4 separate regions of the Homo sapiens genome follow, and all the other regions are linked to region 4. The links are chromatin contacts, found by Hi-C in ENCODE. All regions are on one chromosome and are shown on one strand. Each heading gives the region's core, a stretch centred on a gene start or an enhancer-like site at or near the end of the contact. The rest is flanking DNA. Distances are from core to core; before and after follow the strand shown.

Region 1 (2,700 bases), core at 181-2,680, 1.3 Mb after region 4:
TGATATATGTTAAGCCCCCAAACATTGTTATAGGTGACAGTCTGTTTTCTGAGGAGCATTTTATGTGTCTTTAGAAAGAGCCTGAGATCCTTTCTGGACGAAGGTTTGTTTGGAAGTAGTGTGAATGGGGAGGGGGTTCATGGGAGAGACCGGGTCTGTCCTTACCTTATTCAGTAGGCAATCTTCTAAGTCTCCCACAGTAAGGTATTTCATGGCTTCTTGGTCAGTCCTCAGTAGAACAGCAACTTCCTGGTTTTTTTTTTTTTCTCAATGGAGTGCAACACTTGTGAGTAGATAGCACTCCCAGTAATGTGAGTCTCTGGGTACTAAGTTTTTCTGGAAGTGTGTAATGGACCAGAGACTTGCCTTCCGAACCCTTCACTCATGTTTTTATTTCCAAATTGTGAAAATCCATCTGTCATCTTTTGGGAAATTAAAAAAAAAAGAATTTAAAAAGAAGAGTTGATAAAATTGAATTTGAGTCCAACCTAATCATACCTTAGTTAGCTACATTGACTGGTGCTTTCACCAGAGAGCAATTTTCCAAATTGTATTTCCCACCCAAGTACTTAAAAGTTCCATCCAAGTCAGAAATACCCTGTAGTTGGCTTCTCCCCACCTTTTATGCTCCTGTCCCAACACTAGATGCACCGTGGAACTCAGTATCTTATATCTCCTGGTCCTTATCCTGTTGACAGTAAACACCCCTTGCTCTCCAAGCCAGAAAATCCCACGGATTGATTTACCTTCTTTACAATAAACAAATAGGAAACTGCCCAACAACCAGCCTGACACCCATCATTATGCCCGCAAACAAGTGATCAGGTCTTGTCAGCCAGCGCAGAGCACAACGGTTGGCATTTAGAAAAGCATGCACACACGTACACACAGGCACACACATATACACAGGCACACACGTACACACAGGCACACACATATACACAGGCACACACACGTACACAGAGTGCACACGGGCACACACCCACAGGAATGGCTGGTCAGGAATCCTTCTGCTCACCTGCTGACCTTTAAACGTAATTTCCCTCTTCCAACTTGAAAGCTGGCAGTAAAAATAAAGTCAGTGTAAACAGGTCCCTTTAGAGTCGAGGGAACACTCACGTCTGGTTTTGCCAGCAAAACTTATGTTGGAAAACAGCTCAGGCAGTAAATTCCCAGTTGGGCTGGCTGGGGCTAGTTTTACTACAGAAAAAAAAAAAAAATTTCACAATGGTCTGATCTCCTTGAAGCTGGTAAACATCACGGAGTCTGCTATCAGATAATCTAAAGAAATTACAGCCCTTCTGGGAGCACTACTTACTTTTAAACAATGTTCCAAAGGCAAGTGTTTCCAAGCCCACCTGTAAGTGCTGCCCACAAAGGCCACTGCACTATTTGGGGCCTCAGCGTTTGCATATCTTCCCATACTCTGCCCCAAGCAAAAGCCGCATCAGAGCTCCCTAGCTGCTCTGTGCCCCACCCACGTCATTACCTCCAGCTTTCAGTCCAACTTCTACAGAACTCCTGCCAATGCACAGCCTGATATAAATATTGTAAAGCTACATCCTCTCCAATGACCCTCTGATAGCACCCCTCAAAACAGCCTTGATTTTCCATTTGTTTCTATATGTAATTCTAAATCTCCTTCTTTTGATATCAAGTGCTCCCAAATTTTTCAGAATCTTATTCCCTGGGCTTTTCTTATCATAGTAGTGCCAAACTATTTGTTTTTCACAGACAGCAAGAGCCTCTTTCTCTGAACTTGCAATTTAGAATTCTCTCTCCACCTCATTTTCAACATTACGAAAGTCCCACTGTTTCTCTCATGTGCTCATTTTTGTTGTTACTTCTGCTTTCACTGTAATCATTAACTTGTGAGTCCCTTTCCTCCGGTGGGGTCTTTCCTAATGTTCGAGGGTTACCCCAGACACCTGTCATCAGATGCACAAACTTTCATTATTTTTGCACCTGTGGCTGCCCTATCTTGATTGCTCCAGTACCGCAGCTGATCAAAATGTTATAACTGGAATATTCTCTTGCCCTACGATCCAGCGACAATTGCCGGCTGTGAGCAGGGAAAGCAACCAACAGGGCCAACTGAGCAATCAGGAAACGAAGAAATAATCATGTGCTCAGGGAAGCTACACAGTCCGATTTTACCAGGATGTCATATCCAGGGAATAGGTGTGTTGTGGGGGCACAACCCAATTCCCTACTCCATGATTTAGCTCCTTATGGGCAAATGCTCTGAAATACAGGGCAGTCCCACAAATAGACTCTCTGACAGCTCCTGTCTGACAGTTTGATGAAGACAAGCTTTTTTTAGATGTAGATATCTGGGTAATTGGATATAGGATTCGCAAAAGGATTGAATTACAGTAAGCCTAAGGCACTTGTATGCTAGGCCACTGAGGAAATTCAAAGTTAGCTCAGGTTCTCTTCCTTCCTCAGAAAATAAATATTCTCCTTTCTCATGACTCACACCAAATGCAAGTACGGAAATGTAAACCTGCTTTGGCTCAGTTTCCATTGTGAAGACTAAGAACTTATTACAAGTCAGGTTAACAAGGCATGCAAAACCCTACGCTGCCAATCTGAGAAGTCCCGGGGAGATAATGCTAGCCCTGGTTTACCAGCAGAAGTGTTTGTTACTGATTTACTTAGTGTCTGAGATTTTAATTCCAAGAAGGAGGAAGGTTAGCT
Region 2 (2,936 bases), core at 36-2,535, 1.5 Mb before region 4:
ACCAACTTGAAAGAGAAAATAAAATATTATAACTCCAACTTGAAAAGAAAATATGGTGCATGGTTTATTGCTGTGGATTATGGAGGAAGAAAGAACTGATTTTCGGTCAAACACAGAAAAGCAGTGACACTCTTTAAACTCAATACAGTATTCATATGGCAGACACTCGACTTTAGAAAGCCAAACCTTTAGACTCCTGCTATGGTCTATAAAATACATGTAAAATTGCTTTTGCTACATTGTTGGTGCTGCATAATTAGTGTGCAATTTTAAAGGCAAGGAATATTTAGGAAGAAAATAACCTTGAAGCCTGGAAGACTCTTTCAAGTCAGAGTCTGTTTGTCAGAATCTCACATTGCTTTGAAAGACCTTTAAAGACTGCGGTCTTGGGAAATTCCACTCTGATAAAATGAGGTGAAAGAGAACTAGGAAAGATTTGCAATGTAGGAAACAACTTTAGCTGTCCTAGTGATACGTTCTACAATTATCAAAAATATGAAGATGGTCTTAAATAATGAGATTCCCTTATTTCTAGAATCACCTTGCATTGGGAGTGCCTTCCTTCCTTCCTGAGCTCCCTAGCACCTATGCCTAAGTCTCCATTGCTTGCATGTAGTGAGTCATTAACAATTCAGACACAAAGGTACCAAGGCTGAAAGTGGAAACACTAGAGTGCATGTGACATATGTTGTTCAGGCTTGTTCTAGTCTACAGGCATGAGGGCAATATATACAACCATGGCAGGGTTTGCCAGAACTAAGATAGGATGCAATGGATGGGGACTTATGCATTGAGTGGGGGTTGAACCACATGGCCCCTGAGGACCAAGCTGGTGACACAATTGGATGTGCTAGCTTGGTCAGCCTTATGAAACTGGCTCTTTGTTTCTGATTTGCTTGTGAGTCTTGGAGACTGGATAACATGTACTGCATCCTGCCCCATTCAGTCTCACATTGTAGATTTTCCTTTGGGTAAGACCCTGGCAAAAGTCTGCTTTTTCTGTCTTCTACATGAACATTTCAAGTCATTAAATGAATAATTTCTAGTGGTAGGAAAGGCATGCCTTCAGTGAAATGGCAAATGCAGTCAATTTTTTGGGTCTTTCAGGCTAAGGCAGATTGTCTTGTGGTCTGATTCCACCTAACTGAATTGACTGAGTCCATTATTAATTATTAACTCACTTACACATCATTTGTTTACTCACTCATTCAACAAGCATTTTTTAAGTGCCTCCCGTGTGTCATGTACCATGGACGTGACCATTGACCAATTTTCCATTTCAATATCTGTCTAGGCAAGTGATTTACCACCACTCTGGGGCAAGGAAGGTGAGTAGGAGAGAGTTTTTAGAGTCACATACTGGGCAAATTTTAGTTTTTATAGAGAAGTGAGTCGGGTGGGTCAGACATCTGTGTGCCAGGCCAAGTTCTATATCCAGCTTCAAATTAAATCTTGAGCTGAAAGGAAATTAAATAAAAGCAACAACTGTTATTAAAAAAGTGATTTTTGTAATTTTCTAGGAGTACTAAGAAAGAAATCAGTTAATATAAAAGCAATTCATACTTATTTGTTTGTTTCCAGATTACCAGATTAAAAATTGACCGAAACCCTTTTGCTAAAGGATTCAGAGATTCTGGGAGAAACAGGTAAGAATCACTGGGGAAGAGGCACTTCTTTTCTATGTGACATTACTTCCCTCACATCCTGCTGATGGTTGATGGCTCCTGCCTTTTAGAAAACACCTGTATGCTCCGCCACTGTGTACACTTCGGCAAAGAGAAATGGATAGCTAACGTAAGAATCAAATTCTTTGTTGCATAGTCTAAATCACCAGATCAAATCCCTCATGCTGTTTTCTTCCCCACATCATATTTAGTAATTGAGTCACTTAAAACAAATTTTATGGTAATTTATTATCATTAAAAGATTGCCATTTTTCTCTGATAAGTATCTATAGGTGGCTTCAGCACCTGCAGTGATATCTCATATATTTCTCATTCCCAGGAAACAAGGAGTTGTAGACAAATAACATTTTTTCAGAAAATTACTACCTTAAGAGCTAAAACAGTGTGAAAAAAAATGTAACTGTTTTTCTCCTGGGAAATAGTTCCAAAATATATCAGATGCTTCCTGCTTTAGAAAAGAGAGTTTACAGAACACCCCTTTCTTGATGACTTAGCCTCAGTCACTATGACTAGGTTATTATATAGTGAATCTCTTATTGCTGAAGTTTATAGGACCATTTGCTCCTGCTATAAATGTCCTTAGAGACTGTGTCATTTCTCTTGTTGATACTTCTTTCTTTTCTCGAAATTCTTTCTCACTCCTCCTATATAAAATTAAAAGCTGTTACCTATGGAAAGTTAGGAGAGAATCAAAATGGGTAGGGAAACCAGCTATATCTAAGATTATTCAATCAGAAAATTTCATCTTGTATAGACAGTATTGAATCCACAAATGTGACACATCTGTCTCATAAGTGCGTAGGCTTTGCAATGACTGTTTATTTTAATAGATTTTTTTTTTTTATAGTTTGAGGGCATTTATTTACATTCAAATGACAGATTACCAGGGGTTATCTTTGGTATTCTGTCTGTAAGAATTTTCAAATAAACCAAAAACTTTTATTTCAAACCATTTTGTGAAATGTGCAGTACATTATATTAAAATCCAGATTTATGCTAAAAATCAGTTATGGCAATCATTTTCTTTACAAAATGACTTATGAATCACTTCTCTACTAAACTTATGTATATTTAAAATATATTTAGATTTGAATAAAATGGTATTCACCTCAGAATTTTTAAAAATTGTATGTACTGAGAAAAGTAAAAATCACTCAAAATTCCAGCTTGTAGACAACAAAATTGAGCAATATATTTTTGGTCAAGCAACTACTTGTTAGTGGTAGAGCGTAGTAGAACTCAGGCTTATGG
Region 3 (2,700 bases), core at 122-2,621, 1.7 Mb after region 4:
TGCAGAGCCTGGGAGCTGTGTACTCAACCCACCCACTGACGGGAGAATGCTAATTAGCATTGTTGACTGGTGATACAAGTTATAATATTTTTCAGCAGCCCCGTAAAATTTATAAACATGTCAGTGAAAATGCCAGATTCTTTTACAGTTTGTTAGCTTTTGGACTAAGTGTCTAAGAATACATTCATTTCTAACCAAAGCCAGGTCAAGAGTTTTAACAAAATGCATGGGCCATCTACACAATCATCATCATAAGGCGCTCTAACACTTCCTAAGGAGAATCTAAGAGAGCTCACAACACCTTCGCAGCGTGGGCATTAGACCTGGTTTGGAGAAGTGAAAACTGAGCAACAGATTCCTCAGCTCCAAGTCTCATCTGCTCATCACACAGCAGCCAGGCCGCGGCTCCGCCCCACTGCTGCCGCCACCACGGACGCGTTTAAATTTTTATAAAGCTTCACACTTCTCTAGGCGCGATGCTTGGGGCAGTTCAAAGACTGCAGAAGGAAATGAGGTCCTGCCGGTGGCGAAGGCTGCCCCGGCGCGGTGAGATTTCCTCCAGCAGGGACACCTTGGGCAGAGACCCGCCAGGCGCCTCTGCTCCACCCCGGCGTTTTTGAAAGTAAACTCCTACCTGCCTGTTGCGCTCTCCGAGGCGCAACCGGACTCGCCCCCCAGGCCTCCAGGGCCGGCTCAATTTTTTGTGAGCGAGGTGTGCACACAGACCAGCTCTGTCCCGGTTCCTGGCGAAGGGCCAGGCGGCGCCCGGGTCGAGCCCCGCCAGGGGTGGGAACCCCGGTGCGCGCCCGGCTCCCGCCCTGCACGGCTGCTGCAGCCGCCCGGTGCCTCCAACGCTCGGCCACTCCCTGCCGGCCTGCCCGCCGCCCCGGCACGCGCACCGAAGGGGCGCACTCCAAAGGCCAGCCCGGGGAGAAAGGGACGTCCGAGGTGTGAGCAGGGAACCCCGGGACCCCAAGGAGTGGGGTGCGGCGGAGATCGCACGGCAGGGCCAGGAGGGGCGCAACGCATGGGGAGAAGAGTGGAGTCAGAGGAAGCACTACCCGGAGCGCTCCGGAGGAGGGGAGGGAGCCCCCGGCCCGAGGCGGGAGCCGGCCACCCGGGGTCGAAGTCCGGCGGGGCGAATGCGGGAGGAGGGCGCAGGGGCACGCGGGGTCCGAGGTGGGGGCGTCTCCCAGCCAACGGTCTGCCCCGGGGACCGCCGCCGCGCAGCGCTCGGCCTCTCGCGGGACTCACCTCCGCGCCGGCCGCCCGAGCTCCGCGGCCCGCGGTCTCGGCTCACAGCGGCCCCGGCTCTGCGGCCTGCGCTGGGCTCCTGGAGAGGCAGAGCCCCGCCGCCGCCGCCGCTGCACTGCTGCTTTCCGCTTCCTGTCCCGGCGCCGCCCCGCAGCCCGAGCCCAGCCCTGCGAGCCCGGCGCGGCCGCGAGCCAAGAACAGCTAGCGCTGCCGGCCCCGCCGCGGGGCCGGCCCACCTGCAGCGGAGGGCGGGGCTCGGCCGGCGTCCCCCTCACCTCGTCACCGCCCCGACCCCACACACCCGGGACACACACGAAGGCGTGCGCGGTCACACTCTTACACACGGACCAGGGAATGACACCTCCCACACTCATTCACCCTCATACACACACTCACCCTACACAGACGTGCACAGCCCAGTAACCCACTCTCTTCTGGGCAGACACACACACTATAAACACATGGCCCAGGGATTGATCTCCGACACCGCCCCCTCCCTCCCCCACATACTTGGAATCTCAAGCTCACACACACACACACACACACACAATCATGCACAAAATCCGAGCCCATTTGCCCTCACGAGTGCCCCCATCCACATATTCACACGGCTCAGGGACTAACCCCCCAACCCCACTCAACACACACTCATATACACACTTTCCAAGAACTGACCGACAAATATCCATATACACCATATCTCAACCCATATACACACACTTAAACTCACATGTAGCCCTGGAAATGACCCCACAAATAGACACACACACACACACACACACACACACACACACACCCCCTACAAGCCACCACAGCAAGCCTCTCCCCTCCTCCTCCCTTATCAGAGCAGGCACTGCCGCCAGCCTAGTCTCCTAGAAACTGCTAGATGAGCACATCTCTGCAGGCAGGTAGCTGAAGCTTCAGTGCTGATTCCAACCAGGTACTGTTTCCTTTCTGAGCCTTTGTTTACCTGTCTGAAAAGTGGTGAGGATGCTGCTGTCCACCTTGCAGGATTGTGGTGAGGATTACAAAACAGTTGGCAACGATTTTCATGAATATTTGCACTTTTCTTAGTTGTCTTGTGTTGGTAGCATTAGGGTTCCTTACTGATCATCTCCAATCTAGCTGGGACCCAAAGCTGCTTACGTGGCAGGATTTTCCAGTGGAAGCAGTGTATAATGAAGTGCTGAATTTCCTAAGAGTTGTCTACAGGAGTATTGCGGGCATTTGGGGTGGGGAAATGCAGGCCCACCCTGACTAGCCTTAATCAGGGAACCTTGGCTCCAAGAACCCCTCACTCCCTTGATCACCTCTTCCTCATCCCTTCTAGACTCCATTTTCTCTCGCATATGTCACATTTCCTTGAGAAGACACCCATATGTTCAATGTGGCTGATTTTCACCACTCCTAGTCCCCAGGCTCTGCTGCCCCACTCAGTGGCCTAGA
Region 4 (2,745 bases), core at 48-2,547:
AAATGTTTTTCTTATATAAAACCGAAGAGAAGAACGACTTAGGTAGGACTCCAGTCCTACCAGTCTATGGACTCTACCATAGACTGGAGGTAGAGTCCCTCCAGTCTATGGTTTTATTCAGCCAGTCTTGAAGTAACAATACAATATTTATGACTCGAAAAATTACATTTTACTGCAAGAAAAAAAAAAGACAGATTCGATCCAATCACCGTACCTTGCTCTGCCAAATGTTAGTACCAGAACTTCTGAAATAAACAAACCTGTGTCTATGTTCATCGGGTCCATGGATCAGGAAGACTCCGGGGTTTTTAGCCCCTTTACCGGCATCTACATGTGGAATTAACACATCTTCTAAACCCAAATCAAAGCGTTTGTGTTTTGAAGAGTCTGGAAGGAAAAAGAATGCCCCAAAACACAGAGTGATGAAGGCACTAAGAATAAGGAGAAGAATAAACTTCTCAGAAAGTCTCAAGGTAGCCCTGTGATGTGGGAAGGAAGGCGGCCCCAGGTTCAGAGGTGGTATCCTACGTCCAGAGAGGGGCAGCAGGGCTGGGGTAGTCATCGTTTACGCTCTTGGAGAGAATACTTTAGAAAGTTCTCATCTTATGTCAAATGTAGAATACATTGAACTGTCTTCAAAATCTTGGCCAAAATGGGAAAACTCAATTTTGCTCCTCTTAAAGGACTGTTGTGCTTTTTAAGAGGGCACGTCATTCACGCCCATCCATTCCCACTCAGAAACGTGTGTGACCTCCCCCAAACGATCACAAGTTTAGGTCCTGCGATATCCTCTTCAACATCTGTACTTCATCGGATTATTACAAGCCTCCTCTTCATTCCTAGGGGTAGATCAGGCAAGCCACACTGCAGAAAAGCTGCAAGGTGGGTTCTTCCATTCCTGCACCTCAGTGAGATGCTCAAACGTAGTCTTCCGCCCCGAAAGGGAGACTGGCGACATCCGAGGAGTTGTAGAAGGTTCACTTGATCTCCTTCGACGCTTCTATTCCAGAATCTCTTAACCTTAGCGGTGGAAAAAATAAGGGTCTCCCACGGACGTCTGCAAACAGGGAGGAAGGTCTCCCACTTCGCTGGGAAGCCGAAGCAGCGGCGCTGGGCGAAGTAGCAGGAAGGAGTTCTCGGCCGCCCGCGCTTCCCGGCGCTGCCTGGCAGGAACCTGGCGCCCGGCTGAGTCCCGCTGCTGCCCACTCGACGGCTGGCGCGAAGGGCAATAGCGTCCGAAACACCTGAGTCCGGCCAGCCGCCGCGGCCGCCGCCGCTGTTGCTACCGCACGGGTCTGTCAGGGAGCGGAACTTCCTCCTCCGGCGGCCACTGAGAAGCCCCGGCGTGTCCTGGGGGAGGGGAGGCGCGGCGGCCGCCCCCGCCGAGCTCCTCCTCCTCCTCCTCCTCCTCTTCCTCCTCCTCCTCCTCCTCTCCGCGGCCGGTTCAGTGAACCCCGGCGCCTGCTCCCCGAGCTAGGCCGCCGGCCGCAGTGGCCGAGCCCTCGCGCCTAAGAAGCCGAGCCGGGGCCCACGCTCCGAGAGCCCGGGGTAGGCGCCGGCTCATTCCTCACTCAGCCCTGGAGCGGCGGGAGGGCCTGGGCGCGCGGGAGCAGCCGCGCCTCGGGCGGGCAGAGGTCGGCCGCGTCTCCTTCCTGCCCGGCCGCGGGGGCCTCCTCCGCGCCGCCTCCGGTGGCTCGCAGCTGCTGGCTCTGGCGGCGGCTGCCAGAGAGGCAGCGCGCCCACGCCGCTCGGGGCTGCGGCCCGGTCCCCGTACCCTGCCTCCCCAGGCCTGGTGAGCGCAGCAGCTGCTGGGCCGACACCCGTTGGGCTCACGCCGGAGAGGAACCGGAGGGCGGGGGCGATGGGACCCGGGCCGGCCTACCGGCCCCGGCTCGCGAGTGGGCGTCCCCGGGCGGCGGAGTGTGAGGTGCGCGCGCACGCTCCCGGCTCCGCTGCCGCCGCCCCTCCCCCACCCAGCCTGGCTGCCCGGGCTCCGGCCTCGCGCCGCTGCCGGCTCCAGCAGCCCGAAAGCGTACTGCTGCCGCCGCCGTCTGAGCGCGAAAGAAGAGAAGGTCGCCGATCTGCGCTGCCACGAGAACTTCACCGGTGCCCAGGGCCTTGCCACCGCCAGTTCGTGGGGTTGACCCAGCGTTTGGGCGAGAGGGAGCGAGGGGTTGGGTCGCGAAGGTTTCGCTGAAATGTAGTGTCACCGGAGTTAATGGCTTCTGATGGCTTAGGTTAACGTTTACTGTGATTCTTTGGAAGTCTTGTCTTCAGCGATAGACCGTCAGGCCCGAGGATTCAGCAACAGGGTCTCAAACTTCCACGCAGCAGCCCATGCTCACGTTATTGGGCCCCCGAGGCTCGATTAATAGAGCACCAACATGTGCCATGTTACGTTTTTAAAATAAAGTGGTGACCCTGCTCCTTCAGCTGGGCTTCCTTTCAGAGGAATCTAGGTACCCCCGATATGACAGGCGTCTCTTCATTGTTCAGTTTCTGGGGCACGTTCTATCATCTTCACACACCTCATCAACCCCCTTCCCATAAAAGAGAAAATGGATGAATAAGGAGGTGCTGAAACCCAAAAAGGCGACAATATTGTTTACGTTCAGGCTTAAAAACAATCTGAATCAATTCTGTTCTCCGTAGTATTGAGGAGAGCCATGTTGTGATTAAGTGCAAAAGATTTCCTTGCAAGATACATAGACTCTTGCATCCGATTTACTTGCAGGTTGTTTTTGT

The links. A loop is a pair of places that touch in the nucleus more often than their neighbours do. Pooled maps may share reads with other maps.
Region 1: a map with no recorded cell type shows a loop between it and region 4 (5-fold over the local background). The contact joins the promoter of MAB21L3 here to the promoter of MAN1A2 in region 4. A Hi-C loop is called at or near these places in 2 of 37 single-sample maps with no recorded cell type and 2 of 50 pooled maps.
Region 2: a map with no recorded cell type shows a loop between it and region 4 (8-fold over the local background). The contact joins the enhancer-like site here to the promoter of MAN1A2 in region 4. A Hi-C loop is called at or near these places in 2 of 37 single-sample maps with no recorded cell type and 2 of 50 pooled maps.
Region 3: a loop to region 4 is called in a pooled map, with 11 times the contacts of the local background. The contact joins the promoter of VANGL1 here to the promoter of MAN1A2 in region 4. A Hi-C loop is called at or near these places in 3 of 37 single-sample maps with no recorded cell type and 9 of 50 pooled maps.

Annotation. Positions count from the first base shown.
Region 1 is chr1:116,110,129-116,112,828 of GRCh38, reverse strand. MAB21L3 (mab-21 like 3) reads right to left here and starts at 1,430. Exons shown (of 8, transcript NM_152367.3): 1 at 1,319-1,430; 2 at 1,019-1,200; 3 at 166-422. The coding sequence starts at 213.
Region 2 is chr1:118,912,825-118,915,760 of GRCh38, reverse strand. TBX15 (T-box transcription factor 15) reads left to right here. Exons shown (of 8, transcript NM_001330677.2): 6 at 1,582-1,646. Among named protein-coding and RNA genes, the nearest start is that of TBX15, 74 kb to the left of the region's middle. Within about 2 kb of position 1,285, at least 2 of the 41 ENCODE cell types and tissues checked have a DNase peak (open chromatin) inside an H3K27ac peak, as active enhancers do.
Region 3 is chr1:115,640,641-115,643,340 of GRCh38, reverse strand. It overlaps VANGL1 (VANGL planar cell polarity protein 1), which reads right to left and starts at 1,371. Exons shown (of 8, transcript NM_138959.3): 1 at 1,255-1,371. RefSeq lists an enhancer at 756-1,514 and a silencer at 650-1,639.
Region 4 is chr1:117,366,001-117,368,745 of GRCh38, reverse strand. MAN1A2 (mannosidase alpha class 1A member 2) reads right to left here and starts at 1,297. Exons shown (of 13, transcript NM_006699.5): 1 at 261-1,297. The coding sequence starts at 562. RefSeq lists an enhancer at 232-371 and a silencer at 1,242-2,061.